2 separate regions of the Homo sapiens genome follow, and region 1 is linked to region 2. A link is a loop called in an ENCODE intact Hi-C map of the cell type or tissue named here. Cell type or tissue: adrenal gland. All regions are shown on one strand. Links, peaks and the distances in the headings refer to the core of each region. The heading gives the core; the rest is flanking DNA. Region 1 has its middle 7.7 kb from the start of EVX1. Region 2 overlaps HIBADH (3-hydroxyisobutyrate dehydrogenase).

Region 1 (11,134 bases), core at 1,945-9,944, 340 kb after region 2:
CACCCTCCTTTCCTCCTTGAGCGCTTAACCTTCTCGTGAGTAGCCTGCTGCCCCCATCTCCTGGGGGCTGGGTCCTCAGAGGGACTCCTGGCTCCCCACCCCGCCCCCAGCTCTGCATTCAATGGGAATCCTCTGTTTGATCCGCTTTTCTTCTGGGTGAGATGAAAGCCGAGTAGGAGTGAGAGATCAAGGAGTGCCACTTAGTCTGCTTCCTGGGTCGGGCCCTACGGAGCAGGGCTTACATCCCGCGGAGAGGGCTGGATGGAGCTGAGGACCGGCTTTTCAGAGGGAGGTTGCCTCCCTTGGGCTCCAGATCTGAAGCTTCAGGGACACATCCCCTCAGCCCAAAGCCTTCCCCAGCCCTCTCCCGACTTCTGCCCCGCTCTTTCAAAGCTGACTGGCCAGTCTTAGGAGCCTAGGGAACCACACCCACCCCCGCCCCTTTCCACCGGCGCATTAGGGGGAAAACGTTTTAACCAAATGTCACTTCTTCCAAAAGCATCCTTTCATCAACCTCACATTAAGAGCGGTTGGGTTTTTAAAGGAAAGAAGACAAAAAAAGAGAGGACTGGATAAGAACACTGTTTTGGTTTTTTGGGCGGTGAATGTGGGGGGAGTATTTAATAACATCGTTATCACTGTGTCGTGAAGGTTATTCGCGGCACGGCTCGAGAAGGAAGGTAAATTCCGAGAGCAAGTGAAGCCCTGCACAACCCCATTAAGCCTGGGCAATCCCATGACAGCGGAGAGGGGGTGATAGCAGCTGAGGTGGAGGCCGCTCCAGGCCCGGCGGCTTCTCATTTCTCGCGGCGGGGGACACCCATCCCCCACCTGCCACACGGCAGGCCCCCCGTCCCTTCCCCCGCTGGGGCGACGGGCTCCGGTCCAGCCGGCTCCTCTCGGATTGAAATTCTCCGGACTTCAAAAGCTCCCAGCTTGGCTTCCGCCGGGGCTGGGCTGGCCTGGCCCGGGCCGGAGGGGGGTGGGTGGGAACCCCGGGGAGGCGACGGAGATAAGATGCGCGGGTCGTTTTAAATGGAATCGGAAGCCGGGCATAGGCCCCCAGACGCGCGGGTCAGCTGGAACAGCTTCGCTCCTGAAGAAAACCGGGCTCGGAAAAGCGGCGCGTGTGGGGCCTGCCTCCGCAGTCTGCCCGCCCGGCTCGGGGGAGATGGCCCGCGGCCCCGATCACCCTCCCCAGCCTGCAGCGGGCCTTTCAACGGCGACAGGGCCCCGAGAAGGGAGAGAGCGAGGAGTCCTGAGCCGGGGGCCAGGAGCTGGCTTGTCGGCTCAGGTGTCGGTGAAAATGTGATCAGGAAAAAAATGTTTTCGCTTCTCTTTGGTTAAAAAGTAAGAACAAAGGGAGCTTCCTTCTAAACAATAAGCGTGGTCTGGCTGTCGTGAATATTAGTCTTGGGCCCTCCGTCATCTTCCAGGCCGTGGTGGGGGCGCCAGACTGCTGGGTCCTCGCGGTGGGGACAGCCGGAGGTGGGTGGTTCTGGGACCCGCTTCCCCCTTCTGCCTTGGCAGCTGCTGATGCCCTTTTGGGAACCTAGTGCCACTGCTGGGTGCACCCCTGGGGAATAAGGTCGAGTGGATCTCACACTTGCAGGTAGATGAGGGTTGACCACTCCTGTCACCTCCTTGCACTGCAGTGGAATCTGCTGAGAAAGTCGGTGGCAGCTGTGTAACTGTGGCAGGCACCGTGGAACACTTTCTCCTTCAGACAGGGGGAAACTGCGGCTTCTGGAACTCTGATTTTGAAGAGTGCCCCCTCCTCTCCACCCTCCTGGAATGGAGGGCCAGGTCCTGGGAGGCAGCTGACCCTGCTGCACTCCTGCCTGTACACCTGTCTGCCTGGGCTCCTTAAGGCCAGCCTGGTAGCTTCCTGGCCCTGTGCTAAGGATGTCTGGTCCACATCCCCATTCCCACCACTGGCCCATCCTAGGGCTGGAGGACCCAGGGTGAGACTGGCAGCTGAAGACCTCCCCAAGCTCAAGGTTTGCTGCCACCTCAGCCACTGACTGGAAGGGCCCAGTGCAGTTTGTGTCCAAGAGCAATTCTCCAACACCCAAGCACCCAAAGGCTCAGACATCTCCCTCCTCAACCCTAGCAGAGATGCTATGGATTCTTCTTCTTCATTATTGTCCTGAAGTTTGCTTTTATTACAAAGAACATCAACACCCATTTCTCATTTAATCTAACAATCTCATTTAATTTAACAGTCCTTTAAAAGGCCTCAAGAGTCCACAGTGCATTTTTTCCTACAGTTGTAGAATGACTAGTGGTCTTGACTCAGATAGCTAGGTCAGGGCTGAGTGTCAAACCAAGCTCAGTCTCCCTTCCAAGGCCATGTCCCTCCCTGGCCTTCAGGGATGCCTCAACCCCCAGCAATGCTTTAACTCTCCATAAGGCAACCCTCCACAAAGCCTCAGCCTTTACTGGGGTTTAGGCAGGTCTGTGGGCCTCTCAGAGAGTGTCCCTCCTGCCCTTAGAAGCACCTGCATGGCTGGAAGGCTCAGGGCCCACACAGCTGGATGGACTAGTCCTCACCCTGCCACCCCCATCCCTCACCCACACCACACATACTTTTCCAGGAGGGCAAAGAGAAATCCCTCTTAGAAGTCTGGAGTTCCCACATGATAAGAGCAGTCACTGCTCTAAGCGTTTCACATGTATTAGCTCTCCAGCCTCACAACAGGCTCTGAGGAAGACAGCATGAATCATCTCTATTTTGTGGCTGAGAAACCCAAAGCACAGACAGAAAGCTGATGTGTAAATGAGCATCAGGATTCAACCCCTCCCTCCAGCTCAAAGGCCACTTTCACAATTTGAGAATTAGGAAGGTGCTAAGCATTGCCTTCTGAGACTTCTCTTCCAAAAATTTATCTTGTGATTTTTTGTGACCAAGGCCTCTTCTCTACCTCATTTCTAGATTAACTCATGGAGGGGGTTGGGAGAGCCACCCTCAGGAATGTAGGGTAGGAGAACTGCTCTGCCGAAGCATGTGGGAAGGGTCTCAGGGCCTGAGGCCAGAATGTCAGAAATATCAGTGCAGCTGCTGATCCTGGAGACCCTAAGAGACAAAGCCCAGTCCCTCTCTGACCATTGCAATCCACTGAGGCCCTGAGAACATTTCTGGAAAGGAGCAGGACTCACCAAGGTCACCCAGGCAGTTTTAACCTCTTAGGTATGGCCCCTTCACATAGCCATCAGCCCTCTTCCCACGAAAATGCAGAGGCAGAGAAGTTGGCCTTCAGTTCCCAGATCCCCCACACCCTTGGAGCCACCATACTCCAGGCACAATTCCCTGAGCCATTTCATAGAGTACCCTTTACCAGGGTATTTTCCCTTACATGGCTGCTACCCCCTTCAAATTGACCTCCAGGATTGATTGGTCCAAGGGGCAAAACCCAAGAGTCTGGCCAGGCCTGGTCACACCTGCAACCTGGCTGGGGACATCCTTTATGTTCTGCATGTGCCTCCATCCAAACCTCTAGGCTCTGGACCTGCATCAGGGAGAGAATCACCCCGCTGGGGTTTCTCCTGTAAAAGACAGGACTCGGCTTGGGCTGACCTTCCTTTGGGATAAAGGAAACCCAGAGTCCAGGGAACTGTCCTGTTATTATCACTGTATTACAACATTGCTTCATTTACATTATTGAGAAGAGATTGGAGTGGGGTCAGGGGAGGATATGTTTTCAGGATCTTTTGTTTGTTTTTAATAGATTTTGTCCAGGCACAAATCCTTTCCAAGCACTGGGCTATCCAAGGGCCAGACAAACCTGACCACCTTGCTCCCCCTACTCCCAGTCCCCTGCCATGGGGCACCATCTCCACCCTCTTCCACCCCTGCACTGTAAGAGGGAACCTGCCCACTGCAGCGCCTGTCAGGGCCACCCAACAAGGGCAATGCAGGACCACAAATCTGGGTGGAGGCATCATTTCGGGCTGTGGAGTAGTAGAGGACAACTCGATGGTCCCAAAATTCTTCCTCCAGGGTGCGGGTGTCTCTCTGTCTCTGTGTGCTCTCTGACCCTGTGTCTCTCTCAGTTCCCAAGCTGAGGAGGCCAAAGCCCCTTCCCCTCTCCTGGGCCCGGAAGACGGAAGACTCGGTGGCGCCTAATAAGGAGTAGAGGAGTCGGTTTACCAGGTGTGGGATGAGAGAACTGCCCCGACGCCCCCTTTCCCCACCCCAGGCAAGGAAGTCCAGCTGGTTGGGCTGGCTTAGCCTCTCCCTCCCGTGAAATGGAAAACTCTCTCTATGCGGAGTTCTGGGGACTGACTTGCCTAGAGACCCCTCCTGGCCCAGACTAGTCCCCACTCCCCTCCTACTGAGCTTCTGAGCGTCCGACGAGGCACAGTCCCTCCCGTCGTGCAGCGGGAAAACGGACTCCCCGAGAGGTTGAGGAATTTGCTCAGAGTTACACAGTGGGGAAGAGGCCAAGCCAGGATTTTAACGCAAGTTGTCCAGACTCCAAGGGCCAGATTCTCCTCTGACATTAACGCCGTGCCCCAGGACCATGGACTGCTTTCCCTAACACCCAGACAGAAAACTGCGATGCCTTGGGTATGATTGAAAGACCCAGATAGGGATCCCCCTTCCCAAGTGGGTTGGGCGGATGCGGCCGCTGTCCCCGCGGGCGGTGAGCGACGCGCGGGAGCCAGGTGAGGTTGGTATCCGGGGAGCAAGGCACGAAGGCCGGGTGGCTCACCGGGAGGGGCCTCAGGGCGCCGCGACGTGGAGGGACTGCGCGATCCCAGCCCAGAAGCCTGGCGGTGAGTCTGTGCGGGTGAGTTTCAGAGGGTGGGGGAGCGGCTATCAGGGGCGTGTTGCAGCGGGAGGAGGGTAGGACGGATGCCAGCCCAGAAGCCAGGGAGCCGCTGGCTCAGGACTGAAGCACGCGCCACAGGTTGGGCTCCGGCCGGGAGTATCAGTCCCTCCCCTTGCCCCAGGTGCTGCCTGGAGCCCCTTGAGGGTCCCTTTCCATCCTGGGAGCTGGTCGGCCGCCTTGTCCTTTCTCCGCGGCCCCTTTCTGCGCCCTCCGCCCCTCGCCGCCTCGGTGACAAAGCGCAGCTCCCGAACTGCTGTCTTGGTGCGCCCCCCACTGCCGATCGCCAGAGGCGGAAGTCGCGGCGAGTCCCAGCATCCTTGCTGGCTCGGATCCCGCGGCTCTGCCCGGAGCAGCGGCCCCAATCCCCCATCCCCAGAGGGCAGCCTGTTCCACCAGGCCCTATGCGCCCGCTCTCTGAGCTGGACCCTAAGCGGGATGGGTGATAGGTCAGAGCCACTTAACCTCGGCTTCTCTAGACAGTGATTAACCGCGGTGGGGCGGGAAGTATCAAGCAGTTCTCCTGCGAGCTCCTTCCTCCCAACCCCACCCCACCCCGCCCTGTCGTTTGAGAGGAAACGCTGAACACTTTCCCCCAAACTCCCCCCGCCACCACATATCAGCCAAGGTCTGGATAAGGAGAGTCTCATGGGTGAGAGTGCCTGGTCAGCCTATATGTTCAATCATGCCACCAACACACTAGTAGGCCCCATTTGTTGTGGCTCAGGAAGTCCAGGCTGTGGGAAGCCCCTGGACTCTCCTATCTCTGTAGCTCCTTGGACTCTTTCTTGGGCCTCACTTACGTCTGAGGACCATTTCTAATAAGACAGCCTTACAGCAACTCTTCTCAGATTCCCTATGACAGTGATTGTGGTCCCCACGTCACCTGGGAACTAACTAGAAATGCAATTCCTGAGGCCCCACTCTGGACCTATTGAATCAGAAATTTTGGGGGTGGGCCCAGCAATGTTTTAACAAGCCCTTCAAGTGATTCTAATGCACACTCAAGTTTAAGAACTGCAGCCCTACGAATTTCATTATTCGACTTGATAAGTTTCTGTGATTCTCCATTCTGCCTGGAATGGCTTTATTTTTTTTTTTATGTTATTTGTTTGAGATGGGGGTCTCACTGTATTGTCCAGGCTGGTCTCGAACTCCTGGGCTCAAGCATTCCTCCCACCTTGGCCTCCCAAGTGCTGTGATTACAGGCATGAGCCCCTGCACCCAGCCTGGAATGGCTTTTTGAAAGTGTATCTTTAAAAAAAAAAAAAATCCCTAGTACAGATTTATGCATCTGTTACCCCCTGCTCCTTCCACCTTATCACCTCCATGTAGATCTTTGTGCACTAACTTATTACCTAATGATGCCATTATCTAACTTAGCTTCTCACTCACCCTCTCATTCATCCACTGCCTAAGGACATGGAAATCCTCACTCTGTGACAGCAGGTTAGAAACTGCTCTGGAACTGCAGGAGCTGGAGGAGGGTGGAAAACTTGCCCTACCTAGAGATTTCTTTCACAAAAGGGGACCAGAGGCCTTGAAATATGATTGGCTTGCTGGCTCTAAAATGGAGAAGGCCAGGCATGGTGGCTCACGGCGGTAATCCCAGCACTTTGGGAGGCCGAGGCGGGCAGATCACCTGAGCTCAGGCATTCAAGACCAGCCTGGCCAACATGGTGAAACCCTGTCTCTATTAAAAATGCAAAAATTAGGCAGGCATGGTAGTGGGCACCTGTAATCCCAGCTACTCGGGAGGCTGAGGCGGGGAGAATTGCTTCAATCAGGGAGGTGGAGGTTGCAGCCAAGATCATGCCACTGCACTCCAGCCTGGGTGACAGAGCTAGAGTCTGTCTCAAAAAGAAAGCAAATGGTTTTAGTAGGAGCCAAAAGGGCCTCAGCCATGTAGCTGTAGATATAGATGCTTTTTCATTCAGTCATATTTTTCTAGTATCAGGCTTACTCTGGGATGCTATTTGATAAGTTAAAGTTACAGCAAATGTTGTAAATTAGGCAGTATGGGGCCAAGGTGCCACCAAGAATACCCGAGAGTAATACCCTATATCCAAGAATAAAGATACCTACAAATATCTTCTGTGTACTGGATAGCACACATGTATTATGGCACTTAATTCTTACAACTCCAGCAGGTAAGAGACTACATAATTATCATCCCCATTCTATGGATGGAGAAGCTAAGTCAAAGAAGGGTTAAATGCTTGCTCAGGATCACATAGCCTATTAGTGGCAGAGATGAAATTTGAATCCTAGCAGTGTCATGCCAGGAGCCAGGCTCCTACTCATTAGGCTCAGTCCCTGCCTGTGACTACCGTGTGATCTCAAAAGATAGATTTCATTTCCAAAGGTGACCAAACTAGTTGAAGCCCTGGAAGAACACTGGAACTTCTTCTAGGAGAACTACTATCAGTATTAATAATAATTAACAGTTAGATGGTCTCTTCCAAGTAACATTTTCACACTCACTGACCCATTTGATACAATAGTCTTATCAAATGGAAAGAGCAGCTATTATTATAATCCCCACTTTACAGATGAGGAAGCTGAGACCCAGAGAGATTAGGATCACTCAGCTAATACATGGCAAATCAGGGAACACCGTTACTCCTTTTGACTACGTTGTCTCTGTTTCTTATTTTTCTTTCATTTCCACTTCAGACACATATTCACAGATCATCATATTAATCCTTAACTTCCATCTATTACTTTAGGCTGCTCAGGTGGACTTCTGTGTCCAGCAGTTTTCTTGTTTGTTTGTTTTGTTTTGTTTTGTTTGAGACAGAGTCTCGCTCTGTCACCAGGCTGGAGTGCAATGGCATGATTTTGGCTCACTGCAACCTCCACCTCCCATCTTTAAGCAATTCTCCTGCCTCAGCCTCCCAAGTAGCTGGGACTACAGGTGTGCACCACCACCCCTGGCTAATTTTTGTATTTTTATTTTTTATTATTTATTTATTTATTTTTTGAGACAGAGTTTTGTTCTTGTTGCCCAGGCTGGAGTGCAATGGCACGATCTCAGCTCATTGCAACCTCCGCCTCCCGGCTTCAAGAGATTCTCCTGCCTCAGCCTCCCAAGTAGCTAGGATTACAGGCATGCGCCACTACACCCGGCTAATTTTTTGTATTTTTTTTAGTAGACACGGGGTTTCTCCATGTTGGTCAGGCTGGTCTTGAACTCCTGACCTCAGGTGATCCACGTGCCTCGGCCTCCCAAAGTGCTGGGATTACAAGCGTGAGCCACCGCACCTGGCCTATTAATTTGTGTATTTTAGTAGAGATGGGGTTTCACCATGTTGGCCAGGCTGGTCTTGAACTCCTGACCTTGTGATCTGCCTGCCTCATCCTACCCAAGTGCTGGGATTACAGGCGTGAGTCACCATGCCCGGCCATGTCCAGCATTTTATTAGCTCCTCTCCAGGTTCCTAATAAAGTTGGAGGGGCCAGAATTGTTCTTTTCAGTTTCCAGTTGAGGAAGCCAAGATTCAGAGAGTTCAGAGGACTTGGCCAAGTTCACAGAGCCATGACAAGAATCAGTCTCAGACTCTTCATGGAGCAAGAGTATGAATTTTGTAAAGAATTCTACAGAATGAATAAATTATTCTTAGTCCCTGCCTCATCCTTGAGGCCTGGAAATACTGATAGATGCACAAACAAAAGGCAGATGGTTGTGAAATGCTACCAACACTTTTAATTACACATGGCGTAACGTTTTTGTTTTTGTTTTTGTTTTGAGATGGTGTCTTGCTCTGTCACCCAGGCTGGAGTGCAATGGCATAATCTTGGCTCACTGCAATCTCCGCCTCCTGGGTTCAAGTGATTCTCCTGCCTCAGCCTCCCGAGTAGCTGGGACTACAGGCACGCACCACCGCACCTGGCTAATTTTTTTTTTTTTTTGAGACAGAGTCTTGCTCTGTCACCCAGGCTGGAGTGCAGTGGCACAATCTCGGCTCACTGCAAACTCCGCCTCCCGGGTTCAAGCAATTCCCTGCCTCAGCCTCCCCAGTAGCTGGGATTACAGGCGCCTGCCACCATGCCTGGCTAATTTTTGTATTTATTTTATTTTTTTTTTTAGAGACAGAGTTTCACTCTTATTGCCCAGGCTGGAGTGCAATGGTGCAATCTCAGCTCACCGCAACCTCCGCCTCCCAGGTTCAAGTGATTTTCCTGCCTCAGCCTCCCAAGTAGCTGGGATTACAGGGATGCACCACCATGACCAGCTAATTTTTTTTTTTTTTGTATTTTTAGTAGAGATGGGGTTTCTCCATGTTGATCAGGCTGGTCTCGAACTCCTGACCTCAGGTGATCCACCTGCCTTGGTCTCCCAAAGTGCTGGGATTACAGGTGTGAGCCATTGTGCCCAGCACTAATTTTTGTATTTTTAGTAGAGATGGGGTTTCACCATCTTGGCCAGGCTGGTCTTGAACTCCTGACCTCGTGATCCACCCCCCTCGGCCTCCCAAATTGCTGGGATTACAGGCGTGAGCCACCGCGCCTGGCCTAAATTTTTGTATTTTTGGTAGAGACAGGGTTTCACCATGTTGACCAGGCTGGTCTTGAACTCCTGACCTCAGGTGATCCACCCGCCTCAGCCTTTCAAAGTGCTAGGACTACAGGTGTGAGCCACCATGCCTGACCAATGTATTGTTAATGTATATTTTTATTATAATGGACTTAAAGTTGTTTCATAACTTCCATTATTGGCAATATAGTAACTTCGTTTTCCTAATTATTCTGGAGTTTACCTTACTATTCTTAGAAATAATTCAGGCCGGGTGCAGTGGCTCACGCCTGTAATGCCAGCACTTTGGGAAGCCAAGGCAGGTGGATCACCTGAGGTCAGGGGTTCGAGACCAGACTGGCCAACATGGTGAAACCTCATCTCTACCACAAATACAAAAAATTAGCGAGGTGTGGTGGTTGGTGCCTGTAATCCCAGCTACTCGGGAGGCTGAGGCAGGAGAATTGTTTGAATCCAGGAGGCGGAAGTTATAGTGAGCCGAGATTGTGCCACTGCACTCTAGCCTGGGCAACAAGAGCAAAACTTGAAAGAAAAGAAAGGAAGGAAGAAAGGGAGGGAGGGAGGGAGGAAGGAAGGAAGGAAGGAAGGAAGGAAGGAAGGAAGGAAGGAAGGAAGGAAGGAAGGAATCAAAGATGAAAGATAGGTCCTTGTTTCAAAAATAGGCATGAGGCTGGACACAGTGACTCACGCCTATAATCCCGGCATTTTTGGAAGACCAAAGCAGGAGGATTGCTTGAGGACAGGAGTTCAAAACCAGCATGGACAAAATAGCAAGATCCTGTTTCTACAAAACATTAAAAACAATTAGCCAGGCATGGTGGTGCACACCTATAGTCCTAGCTACTCAAGAGGTTGAGGTGGGAAGATCTCTTGAACCCAGATCCAGGATTTAACTCTGTCCTGGTCTTGAGCCCTGAGGAAAGGGTGGTATCACTTTTACAAGTGGCAACAGTCAGGTGATGATTTTCTCTTAGATATGGACCTTTAACAACTGAAAAGCCAGATTCACTCCAAAAATTGGCCAATTTTCCTTTTATTAGAACTGTCCTTCCCTCATAACCCTCACCTTTTCCCAGTACAGGCAATGGAAAAAGAAAAATCCCATGTGCTCTGGCTCTAAGTCTTATAACAACCCTCAGAGGGAGGTATGGGTCTCCCCACTTTACAAATGAGGAAACTGAAGCCTAAAGAACTTAAACAACTTGCCTGAGCTCACACAGATAGTAAGTGGGAGAGTCAAGGAAAAACCCATGCTTGTAAACACCAAATCTTACTTCCAATAGCCATGAATCCACTTTCTCTATGAATATATATTGTGAGATCTTCTGACCCAGCAGGAGAGGAGCAGCAAAAAGCTGGTGTGTGGTGGAATGAGGCCTGGATTTTGAGTCCAGCAGGAAGACAGACAGATCCCAGGGAAATTTGGGAAGATGGAAACTGGTCTGTAACAGCTAGGAGAACAGAATCAACGGTGGAGCAGTGCTCTCAAACTTGCCCAGCCAAGATTTCTGGTACTTCAGAGGTAGTTGATGACATGTCAAGAACCTGGACTTGGAAGCCAGACAGTCCTGAGCTTGAACCTCAGCTCTGGAGCTTACTCACCAGTGACCTTGGGCAGACCAAAGCTGCAGGATGTCAGATCTAAAATAATACAAGGCCTACCTTTCAGAGCCGTTCTAATGGAAAGGGCCTTGCACAGTGTCTGGCCTACAATGGGTACTCCGCAAATGCAAGTTACTGCTTCTCTCTCACCTTGACGGTCCCC
Region 2 (11,134 bases), core at 1,101-9,100:
GAATTGGGTTTTTTTTTTGTAGATTCCTTTTTGTAATAGAATCTCATTTTTTTAAAATGAGAATGGAAAAATGATATTCTGTATGGTGGTCTTTAAGTGCTGAAGGATCCACAGAGTCTTCTGAACTTTGAAAGAAACTAAGTTTGGCCACTCCTGAGCAAAAGTAATCTAGAAAAAGCGATAAGTATATAAGGTGATGGATATGTTAATTAGCTTGATTTAATCATTGCACAATGTATACATTTATCGAAATATGTTGTATATCATAAATCTATAAAATTTTTATCAATTAAACCTTAATAAATTTGGAGGAGAAAAGGAAATCTACCTTCCATCCTTCCGTAAAAGGAATTGAATAATTCTAAAGGAAGGGAATTTCAAATTTTAGGAAGATAAGCAATTATAGTTGATGGCAGTACCTGTTGTAGATAAAACTGAAGCAGAATAATTAAACACCTGCTTCTTTATCTCTACCCTCTTCATGTCCTAGCTTCCTTCCCTACTGGTTTATATTCCACCGTACATGATTACACATCCTCAGCTTCCTCGTTCTTCCTTCCTCTATTGAATTTGACCCCACCCCTGGTCAAATCCAACTGTTCATTTGCTCTGCATTGGCCCTTGAGTAGCTGAACATGGTTGGAGTAAATGGATGACCATGTTGGTCTGGCTTGAATTTTAAATTAATGATCACTAATCCCAAGTTGGCCCTTAGGGCTGCTTGACAGTTCCCCTTCATTTCCTTAGTCCATTCATTCTTTTCCATCACCTAAACAATTATTTCACACCTTCTCTTGTCTCTATGCCTCTGGTATCCTCACGCAGTGTCAGCTGATGACCTTTCCTTTTTACTTTCACTGAGAATAGACACAGTCGTGAAAGAACTTCCACATGATCGCCTACCCCTTAACCTGCATGCATTTGTATGCATGTACTCTGCCTATCCTCCTGTTAGAATTGGCCAAGCAGCAGTGGTCTCTGAAGTCAGCCTTTCTACTTCTGCTTTGATCTCCACCTCTCTTACCTTCTTCCCCATTAAATCAATTTCTAGGAGTTGTTCCTTAATAGGTAGTTGAGATTGAGAACCACTCTGCTAGAATGTAAACTCCACAGACCAAAGATTTGTTCTCTTGCTCATTGCTGTATTCTCAATGCCTGTAACAATACATAATCCAATAGTAGGCACTCAGTCTTGTGTTTAATGGATAGATGAGTGAATGGATAAATGAACAAATGAATCTTTCTGGTAAAAAAGATATAAATTGCAGTACAAGCTCTGAAGAGCTTAATAAATAATCTTTCCTTGTGTTTTATGATCAAATTGGAGCTAAACTGTTCATCTTACAATGTTCATTTAAAGAGTTTTCTGCTGATTTACTGTAACTATCCTCACCTGAAAACTTTTCCTAGCATTTTTATGCACACAGTCCTAGTTATCTGGATTTTTGTTGTTGTTGTTGTTATTGGGAACTGAGATTTTTCTGATTTCTAAGTGGTTAAGCTTTGCTTTTCAAATGAATTTCTCTGGTGGCAGTTTCACAAGTGAATAGATCTGTACAAATCCAGAACTGTTCATTTTACTCATTACTGCTACTTGGAAGACCTGAGTTCAACTGCCTGCTCCATCACTTTTTCTCACTGAAGTGAATCTGGGCATGATTCTTGTATTGAGAAATGCCTAGTATAGTCTCAATATAATTGATTGCATTTCTTTCATTAAAATCAGGGGAAACATGTTTGTTTCCTTGACACCTGTGTTTCATGAAAAATCGTAGAAAACAGCCACATGTATTTTAATTTAGTTCTATATCTCTTTTCCCTTAATCCTAATTTGTAGAAGTGTGGCTGTTCAAACAGACTCTCATGTATTTTGAAATACATGCAGTGCGGTTTTTGTATGGGAGCAAGTACTATGGATTTTCTTGGGCTATAACTTAGTAGCATGGCAGTAGGTTATAGAACCAGTCCATGAATCCTGCAGTTCTTACTAATGTGAGTCAAATGGTATTATGGTAAAGATACCTCGCTGCTTTTTTGGTGGCTGTGTTTTTATTTGTAGGACAACCCTAAAATAGAACTCAGCTAGGTCATTTCTAAACGTAATGTTGTGGTGGATACCCCAGAACAAACACCATTAATGTGGTTAGTCATTTACTTGGAAAGCTATTGCCAGGGCAAACTCAGAGCCACTAGAGACAGAAAGCACATAAGTAAACCTGCTTGTTAAAGTGGAGATACAGAGTAACTCAGCAATGTAATAATACGAAGTAATGGTTAAGTATTCAGTTTATAGAAATTTGACTCAGATGTTTCAATAAAATATCTGTTTTTGTAAATCAAAAGATAACTACCTTCATTGGTATTTGGGACCAAAGTTTTTCCTCCTTCACTTTCTGCCCTTTTGGAAGACACAGTAAAAATAGAATTCATGAAACATTTCTAAATAATGGGTGTATAGAGATTCTCTTTATGTGTGGTATCAGTGCTCTGCTATGTAATTATTTGTTATATTTTAAATTTCAATTTATGTGTTCTCTCTTGCCCCCTTCAGCCCCGTGCCACATAATTTTTGTTTTTGGTGGAACCATTCAGCCTTAAATACTTTTAGTATATATCGTCTGAGAATAGGGACATAACTCCAAAACTACTATCACACCCAAGAAATTTGACTTTGATTCAGTGCCATCTAATATATAACCCATATTCAAATTTTCTCAGTTGTCCCCCAAATAACTGGATTTTCTAATTTTCTTTGATCCAGCATCTAATAAAAGTTCATATGTTACATTTAGTTGTTTTGTTTCTTCATCTTTCTTTAATCTAAAACAGTTCCCATGCCCTCCCTTTAAAAATAAAAATAATCTATCTTGACATTTCTGGAGTCTAGACCAGTTATTTTATGAAATGTTCCTCATTCTTGATTTGTCTGATTATTTTCTTACTGTTAATTTTAGGTTAAATCTTTCTGGTTACCATATAGAGTCTGATTATTTTTTAAGAAGTGTAGTATTCAGTTATAGAGAATCTTGACTTGTTCTGCCTGCTTGCACCTGCTTTTCTTAGAGTCCTAACCTCTCAACTCAGGTGCAAGGAAGCAGAGTTTGACTACTTTTGTGGGTACTGAAGACCTAGCTTATTGTAACAACAAAAAAAAATGTGGTTTTATTTTTAGTAAAAATCAGTGTCCAATATGCGCTCTAAATATAATCTGGTTATTTTTGAAATTTATGTTAAGAAGTAAGAATTTGGCTGGGCGCGGTGGCTCACATCTGTAATCCTGGCACTTCAGGAGGCCGAGACAGGCGGATTGCCTGAGTTCCGGAGTTTGAGACTAGCCTAGGCAACATGGTGAAACCCTGTCTCTACTAAAATACAAAAAAAATCAGCCAGGTGTGGTGGTGGGCGCCTGTAATCTCAGCTATCAGGAGTCTGAGGCATGAGAATTGCTTGAACCTGGGAGGCGGAGGTTGCAGTGAGCTGAGATCGTGCCACTGCACTCCAGCTTGCGCAACAAAGCGAAACTGTCTCAAAAAAAAAAAAAATCTAAACATTGAACTTTAGAACCAAAATGAAATCTTACTGTAACCCTAATGTACAATACTAAGAAAACAAATATTTTCATTGACATATTGAACTTATAAAATAATGTATCTTCAAAAAAAAGATTCTCTTAGTTTTAACAAATATTCATGCTTAAGTAATGTCTTCAGCTCCACATTTTCAGAACCCTATTAACTCTCACTTAGCAAAATTAGCATACTGAACTCTCTAAACTATTTAATGATTTGATTTATATATGTTCATTCTAATGAACAATGGATGCTAATAACAGTATTCTGTGAGGAGTAAGGTTTTTTTTGAGGTCAGCAGTGTTTAGATTAATCAGGTTGACATTTCTTGCTGGTGGGTCATGAACTGTTGATAATAGCATTAAATGGTGATTCAGTTGTTGCAGAAGGTACAACTCATTATCCAGCTACTATATTAAATCATTACAGAAACAATTGGCACTCCACACCCATGTGTTCTGCAGCAATGGTACATCAGGGAAGTATATTTGTTTCTTTTATTTACATCTCAAATTTTTTTGGAGGCTTACCTACATTCTTAAAGGATGCTACAGCATTGCCACTACTTTAGGGAACGAGGATGATTATCTTGACTGATTTGGGGGGATGAAGGGATATATAATCCTTTTAATAACACACCCAAAGTCTTCTCTTTATATTGCGAGCCTTTCTGAAACCTTGTTTTCATAATGAGTGTACCTGGGTTGCAAGTAATAAAAACAAATATATTTATGGATTTTTAAATTGGGTTTAAATTTAACATAAATTATTATTACAAGGATATGGGTCTTTTAAAAAGATTTGTATTCATTTTAAGAGAGAAATGATGCTTGGCCAGGCACAGTGGCTCATGCCGGTAATCCCAGCACTTTGGGAGGCCGAGGTCGGCAGATCACCTGAGGTCAGGAGTTCAAGACCAGCATGGCCAACATGGAGAAACCCCATCTCCACTAAAAATAAAAAATAAGTCAGGTGTGGTGGCGCATGCCTGTAATCCCAGCTACCTGGGAGGATGAGGTAGGAGAATTGCTTGAACCCGGGAGGCGGAGGTTGTGGTGAGCCGAAATCATGCCACTGCCCTTCAGCCTGGGCAACAAGAGCGAAACTCCATCTCAAAAAAAAAAAAAAGAGAGAAATGATGCTTGGAAAGTTCACAAATGTGCTGTAGAAGTAATTTCTTCCGAAAGGTCATTGTTATAGAAATCTCTTTAAGAAAAATTTAAGAGATGAGCTGGATTTGTTTTTTACAGTTGTTAATCTATTGCCTTTTAAGATAAACCTTAGTAATTTGGTATGCATTGAATCAGAAATTGTTGGTGTCTTTGAATTTTAAAATCAAGTATGTTTTCAGTGTGTCCCGTGTGTATAGGCAGTGAATAGATAGTAGCATGACAATTGTATTAATGTTGATTTCATTTCTTATTGGATAGTAAAGAATTAGTGAAGTCAGTTTCTAATTATTAATAAAATACCCCAAACACCCAGCCCCACGGTTTCACAAATAGGTGCTCGATCATAATTTGTTAATGAATGTGTGACACTTGGGTAGAAGCAGGAGAGCTTTTTGGCATTTTGTATTTGCCAGAATATACTTTAAGGAGCTAAGTATAGGAAAAAGGAATATTTCCCTTTATAATGAAAAGGAATATTAACATCTTCAAAGTAATTGCCTTATTTAGGGTAAATAGGTTCTTCAAATCTATGCTGACTCTTTAAGAGAAACAATATAGCATTGGAAAATTATGGGCCACTAGAGGTCACTGTTTAGTAATCAACTTTTAATGAACCAGAACAGTCAGGAGAGCCAATAAATTACAGTGTGGATTTTTCTAATTATGAATTCATATTTAATCATTCAATGACAAGTTAACTTTGGAAATGGTTTTGTGTACTTTGCATATGTGGTTATGCTAATGCACTATTATATTTCTCTGATGTTGGCCCTCCATCATTAGAATAGAACATTGCCAAAGGCTTTGTTATATAATCTTAATTACTAATTATGAGACATAATTAACCTTGTTACCGCCTCCACATCCACACAGTTTTTGGAAATAAAGTTTTACTCTAAATAACAATTACTTTTAAGTGAACATAGGTGTAATGGTTATGATCAGTTCCTCCTCCTCCCTCATGTCTTGTCTTCCTGCTTCATTCTTGGTTTCCGTTGCTCCCATCCCTTTCTCTGCTGTCTTATTTCTTTCCTTCCCTCCTTTGGATTCCTTTTCCACTTTATTTTGTCAGTGATTGAATGTTTCTTCTCAAGCTTTCCAGCCTTGATTCAATGAGTAGAAGAATGTGACTTTTACTGCATATGTTAAAGTAATCCTAGGGTGGGCAACTTGAGCTGAGCCAACCAGCAGTGCAAAGGAAGATTGTATGCATATAAGCAAGCATGCTGCTGCTGCTGTTGCTGCGAGCAGATGGCTGTCTTCAGGCTGTCCAGCCCAGAATCCATTCAGGAAAAAGCAGATTTCCGTACTTACATGATAAAAACTGTTTTCCTCCTTACAGGCTAGGCTAGTTGCTCAAGAGGAGGCCTCATGATCTTAGGGAAAAAACAACATGTGCACATGTGTTTCCTTTTTTTGAAAACAGCCCTGTGCATTATTTCTTAGAAAGCAGGCACATCACACCATTGCTCGGACTTCCTCTACTTCTTGCTGCTTTTACCATCCCTGCTGCTATGCCACTGCTATACAGTTATATCCACCTCACTGTTCTGAGATTTCAGTCTGCCCAAGATATACTTCTGATAAATTGTTCAGAAACTTTCTCTGGTTCCTGATGCTCACCCAGTCCAGCCCAGTCTTCCTTCTCAGCCTGCCATTCAAGGCTCTCCACACTCTGGATCCAACTTACTTTTCCATTCTTATTTTCTGCTACTTCTTTCCACATGCCTTAAATTCTAACCAAACTGGACTATTCACTAATTCTTAAATATTTACCTTATTTACTCAAGTCCCAATGTAGATGCCACCTCCTGTGATCTCTCCTTAGGTAAAAGTCACCCTCCCTGTGAAGCACCATGACAGGTTAGGGTCTCACCTACATTGTAATTACTGTATACCTATGTTCTCAGCTACACTGTAAGTCCAGAGATTCTTGACAAATAAATCAAGAGTGCTAAAATTTCCAATTAAAAAACCTATTTGGCAGAGTATCTGGCTTTCTAATTTTATTCTGGGAAAAGTAAAATAATTTTATAATGCTAAGGTTTGTAATATTAGGGAAGGTCATGGGATATCCTAGAACTCTCATCTACAAAAGATAAGATAAGCCTTTGTCCAATAAGTTGAGCTCTGTCTGAACACATAAGAATAGTAGTCAGCTTGCCCTTCTCGATTACCTGCTTTATAATATCACTGGGAATACAAACAGTTCTCTATTAAATCTCCTAAATGAGAGGAAAATGTATTTTATAATTTAAAATGGTATGTTCATTTTGTATGTACATAGCTCTATTTTGAAGAAATTGAGTTTTGTTAAAACAGTCTTTTGCTTATAACAGCTCCAGATTGCTTGTGTTTTGGTAAAAATAAGAGATGTGGAAGATACATGGATTTTGAACTTGAACTATATTTTGGGGGCTCTTTTCAAGTATTAGTTCCAGTGGCTGAGTACAGTATGTAAATTTCATTATTATTAGAGGGGGAGGTGTGCATAACCACTTTTTTTCTCTATTAGAGCAGCAATAATAAAGTTTTGCATGTCTGAACCTATCTATGTACTTAGTTATGACAGAAGCTAACTTGCAAGCTTGTTTGTTTACAAATAAAAAAGGTAAAGAGTTACCTGTTTGGAGTTTGGAATGTACTTTCCTTGGAAAAAATATTTTCTAATATATTTAGGTCCCTATTATTTTCAACCTCACATATATTGAGAATATCCCTAAATTATAACACAATTAGCATCATATTTCTGTGGGAAATGATTTCAGAGATTCTTCGTGGGATACCAGCCCCTCCTATCCTATCCTTTGAGGAAAAAAAAAATCACCTGCTATCTCTTCCTCCCCTTTTCTAAGCTGTGGGATCTGAAATTTTCTCTGGGGATTCACCTGCTTTTCCAAAATTCCAACTATCTAATTTCTAAAGAGATTTTCTAACTCTGTATTTCCATCACAGACTTTTCTGATTTCTGGATCTGCATTTTTATTTATTGGACTCCTTCAATCAAGCTCATTTTTGGAGTCAAACTTTTTCATTTCAGTAAAACCAGCTCTAGCTCTTGGTCCTCTATAGTATATTACAATTTCAGTTTTTCTAATCTTTTAGGTTCAAATTCTGAAAGTAGCACTGTCCAATAGAAATGTAATATAAGCCACATGTGTAATTTAAAATTTTTTAGTAGTCACATTAGAAAAGTAATAAGAAACACAGGTGAGGATAATTTCAGGAATACATTTTATTTAACCCAGTATATCAAAAACATAATTTCAACATGTAATCAATATAAAATTTATTCAGATACTTCACATTTTTTCATACTAAGTCTTTGAAATATGTGTGTTTTACACTTAAAGCACATCTGAATGTGAACTAGCTATATTTTAAGTTCTCAGCAGCCACATGTTGCTAGTAGCTACTCTGTGGGACAGGACACAGCCTTAGAGAGTCTGCCGCTACATTTTTCTCTTAGCCAGTGACATATTCTGGTTCTGCACTACCTGTCAAAGTTTGTTAAATACATGCAAGGAAATTTACAGAATTTTTCTCGTTCCTTTTTTCCTATACTTCTTCCACTCCTGTTTTTAGAATAATGCATATATCAGCCACTTTGTTAGAATAAGTCATGGTCTTTGCTCTCAAGAAGCTCATACTCTAGTCTAGTCTAGACGATGTCTAATCAGTGAGATGGGCATGGAAAAAGATACTGTGTTACAGTATGGATCGGTAATTGCCATAACAGAGATATAAAGAAGTTCCATGATAAGACGATGATGTAGTTAGGGTCATCCACATTTACCAGATCTGATTGCTAGGCAGTTGCTTTCCTGAAGAAGTAATCCATGTTTACCATGTATTATGGGGCTGGATGAGGACATTCCAAGAAGAGATAGTATTCAAAGTTGAGAATTAGAAAAGGGCATGGCATGTTTGAAGATTAAATGAGAGTCAGTGTATCTGGAGTTTTGTTTGTTCTAAATTCAGCTACTTACAATTTTCTGCACAAATTCCCTACTTTTTTCGCCTTTATGCGTTTGCTTTTGCAGATCACTTTACACAGAATTTCTTTCTCTGTCCCTAGTCGTTTCTTACCAGTATATATAATCTTAATCATCTTTCATGGCCCATATTGATCTGATCTTTTTAGTGAAGCTTCTTTTACTCTTCTGTTGTAGTTTTATGCCCCAAATGAATGTGATATTTCTCTTCTTGGAATTTTGAACATTTTAACTTTTGTATGACAATATTTTGTGTATTAAAGTTAATTTTATAATGCAGTAATAGTCTGGCTCACCAAATCAAATTCTTAATTTGAGCAAGAATTGCATATTAATTATTTTTGTATACCCTGAAGAGCTGAGAGTGGGTTCCTTGTATACAGAAGATATTCAGTAAATACTTGATTCGTGGATAATAAATATTTTTATGAGATATTTAAAACAAAAGCACAAAATTGAAGTGATCTAGAGATTTCAAGTACCTAATGTTTCTTGTAGATTACTTTCATGGAAAGTCTTCATTAACATGATTGACTGCTGTATGTAGTTGGATGAAATTTCTTGATTTCATTTGTAAAAATAGATGTCATAAAAGCAACATTCTGCTGTAATAATGAAGGTGCTAATGGTAAAGATGAAACCTGTTTTATTATGAGAAAACAGTTAAAAGTATCTTGGCATAAAAATACAATGGAAATCACTCTTTACTTTGACATTTAAGGACCTGTTTTGTTTCTTTACATAGCCATCTACTGCTTCTGGCAATATGGTAGACTAGGTATATTAAAATACCCTGCTGCTATAAAATACCGGTGGCTGGATAAATTACAATAAATGTACTTTTAAATGCACTTTACATTTCTCATTAGAGAATGGAGATCTTCAGTGACCAAATAATCGAGTAGTAATCTGAAATAAGAATAATAAATAAAGCCAGAAGCTCTGGCTGACCTGGAAGCAAATGCTGATTCCAGAAAACAGGGGCTCTGGACGTTAACATTTGTGAGTAAAACAATCATGGGGTAATGGAAACCTAGGCCCTATGCTCACACAAAGTGAGAAAGCCAACCCTTAGGCCCCAACAAAGCCAAATGCCCAAAGAGGCCATAACTTCTGGGAGAAAGGGTGTTCTATGGATCGTAAGCCTGCTAGTTAAAGAATCTAACTAGGAAATCTGTCTGTCTATGCTGGTTACAGGTTGAGAAATAAAGTATATTAGTTTCTCCTGAATCTTTACAATAGTAGCTCTGAATTTATGGGCATAGAGTTCAAATTTAAATTACTCATCCAATTGGGAAGATACTCAACCAATAATTAAATTTAAGACCTTAATTTGGTAGGGCTAGAACTTGTCATCCATAGAAGAATAAAAATTCTTTCTGGAGAAAATCATCCTTAATCCAGGAATCTTAGAACTCATAAATATCAAGTACAATAAATGTAAGCTCACAGTTAAAAAAAAATTACCAGACACAAAGGGAGACAGGTCACCAGACAAGCCAACAGAAACAAAAATATTCAATCTCTACGAACTGTAGATACTGATGTTTCCAAAACAGAGTATGAAATGACTATACATAAAACATTTAAAGAAATAAAAGATAGCCTGGAGCAGTGGCTCATGCCTGTAGTCCCAGCACTTTGGGTGGCTGAGGCAAGTGGATCACCTGAGGTCAGGAGTTTGAGACCAGCCTGACCAACATGGAGAAATCCTGTCTCTACTAAAAATACAAGAAAATTAGCCGGGCATGGTGGCACATGCCTGTAATCCCAGCTACTCGGGAGTCTGAGGCAGGAGAATCACTTGAACCTGGGAGGCAGAGGTTGCAGTAGACCAAGATCACACCATTGCACTCCAGCTTGGGCAACGAGAGCAAAACTCCGTCTCAAAAAAAAATAAAAATAAAAGATAGATTGAAAATGAATAAGGATCCAGAAAATGTCAGAAATGACCGAATTTAGAAAAATCATTGAAATTTAAAAATTAATAGATAAATGGTATATGGGAGCAGAAGAGAGAGAATTAGTAAATGAGATATCTAAAGAAATAACCCAAAGGTACTACAGAAAGAGTTGGAAATGGAAAATATGAAAGAAAAGTTGAGACATGAATAGAAAGCTAGAAAGAAAAAGTTATGCATGCATCTAATTGGAGTTCTAGATAGAATGGGAAGAGAGTGGTCAACATGATGATATCTGAGAATTTTTCAGAATTGACATAAACCCACAGAAACAGGAAGGACAATGTATATCAAATAGGAGTTTAAATTTTTTTAAAAAAGAAATCTTACTAAATACATGATAGTAAAACTACGCAGTACCAAATACAAACGTGTAAAGCAGCTGGGAAAAAAAGACACATTACCTATAAAAGAACAATACAGACTGATACCATACT

What was found. A loop is a pair of places that touch in the nucleus more often than their neighbours do. Peaks named below come from ENCODE experiments on the same cell type or tissue, not always from the same donor. Only the 100,000 strongest peaks of a DNase experiment are listed, where the experiment ranks them.
Region 1: it touches region 2 in a loop (2.8-fold over the local background); 24 of 110 quality-filtered maps call a loop at or near these places.

Annotation. Positions count from the first base shown.
Region 1 is chr7:27,229,493-27,240,626 of GRCh38, reverse strand. No RefSeq gene overlaps it. Among named protein-coding and RNA genes, the nearest start is that of EVX1, 7.7 kb to the left of the region's middle. In adrenal gland, for the core only: CTCF peaks have their summits at 4,878 and 5,077 (motif pointing left); no DNase peak of the experiment used is centred there; H3K4me3 peaks cover 950 bases; H3K27me3 peaks cover 829 bases.
Region 2 is chr7:27,570,730-27,581,863 of GRCh38, reverse strand. The region is part of intron 4 of HIBADH (3-hydroxyisobutyrate dehydrogenase); the gene reads left to right. Among named protein-coding and RNA genes, the nearest start is that of TSL, 40 kb to the left of the region's middle. In adrenal gland, for the core only: CTCF peaks have their summits at 5,110 and 5,311 (motif pointing right); no DNase peak of the experiment used is centred there.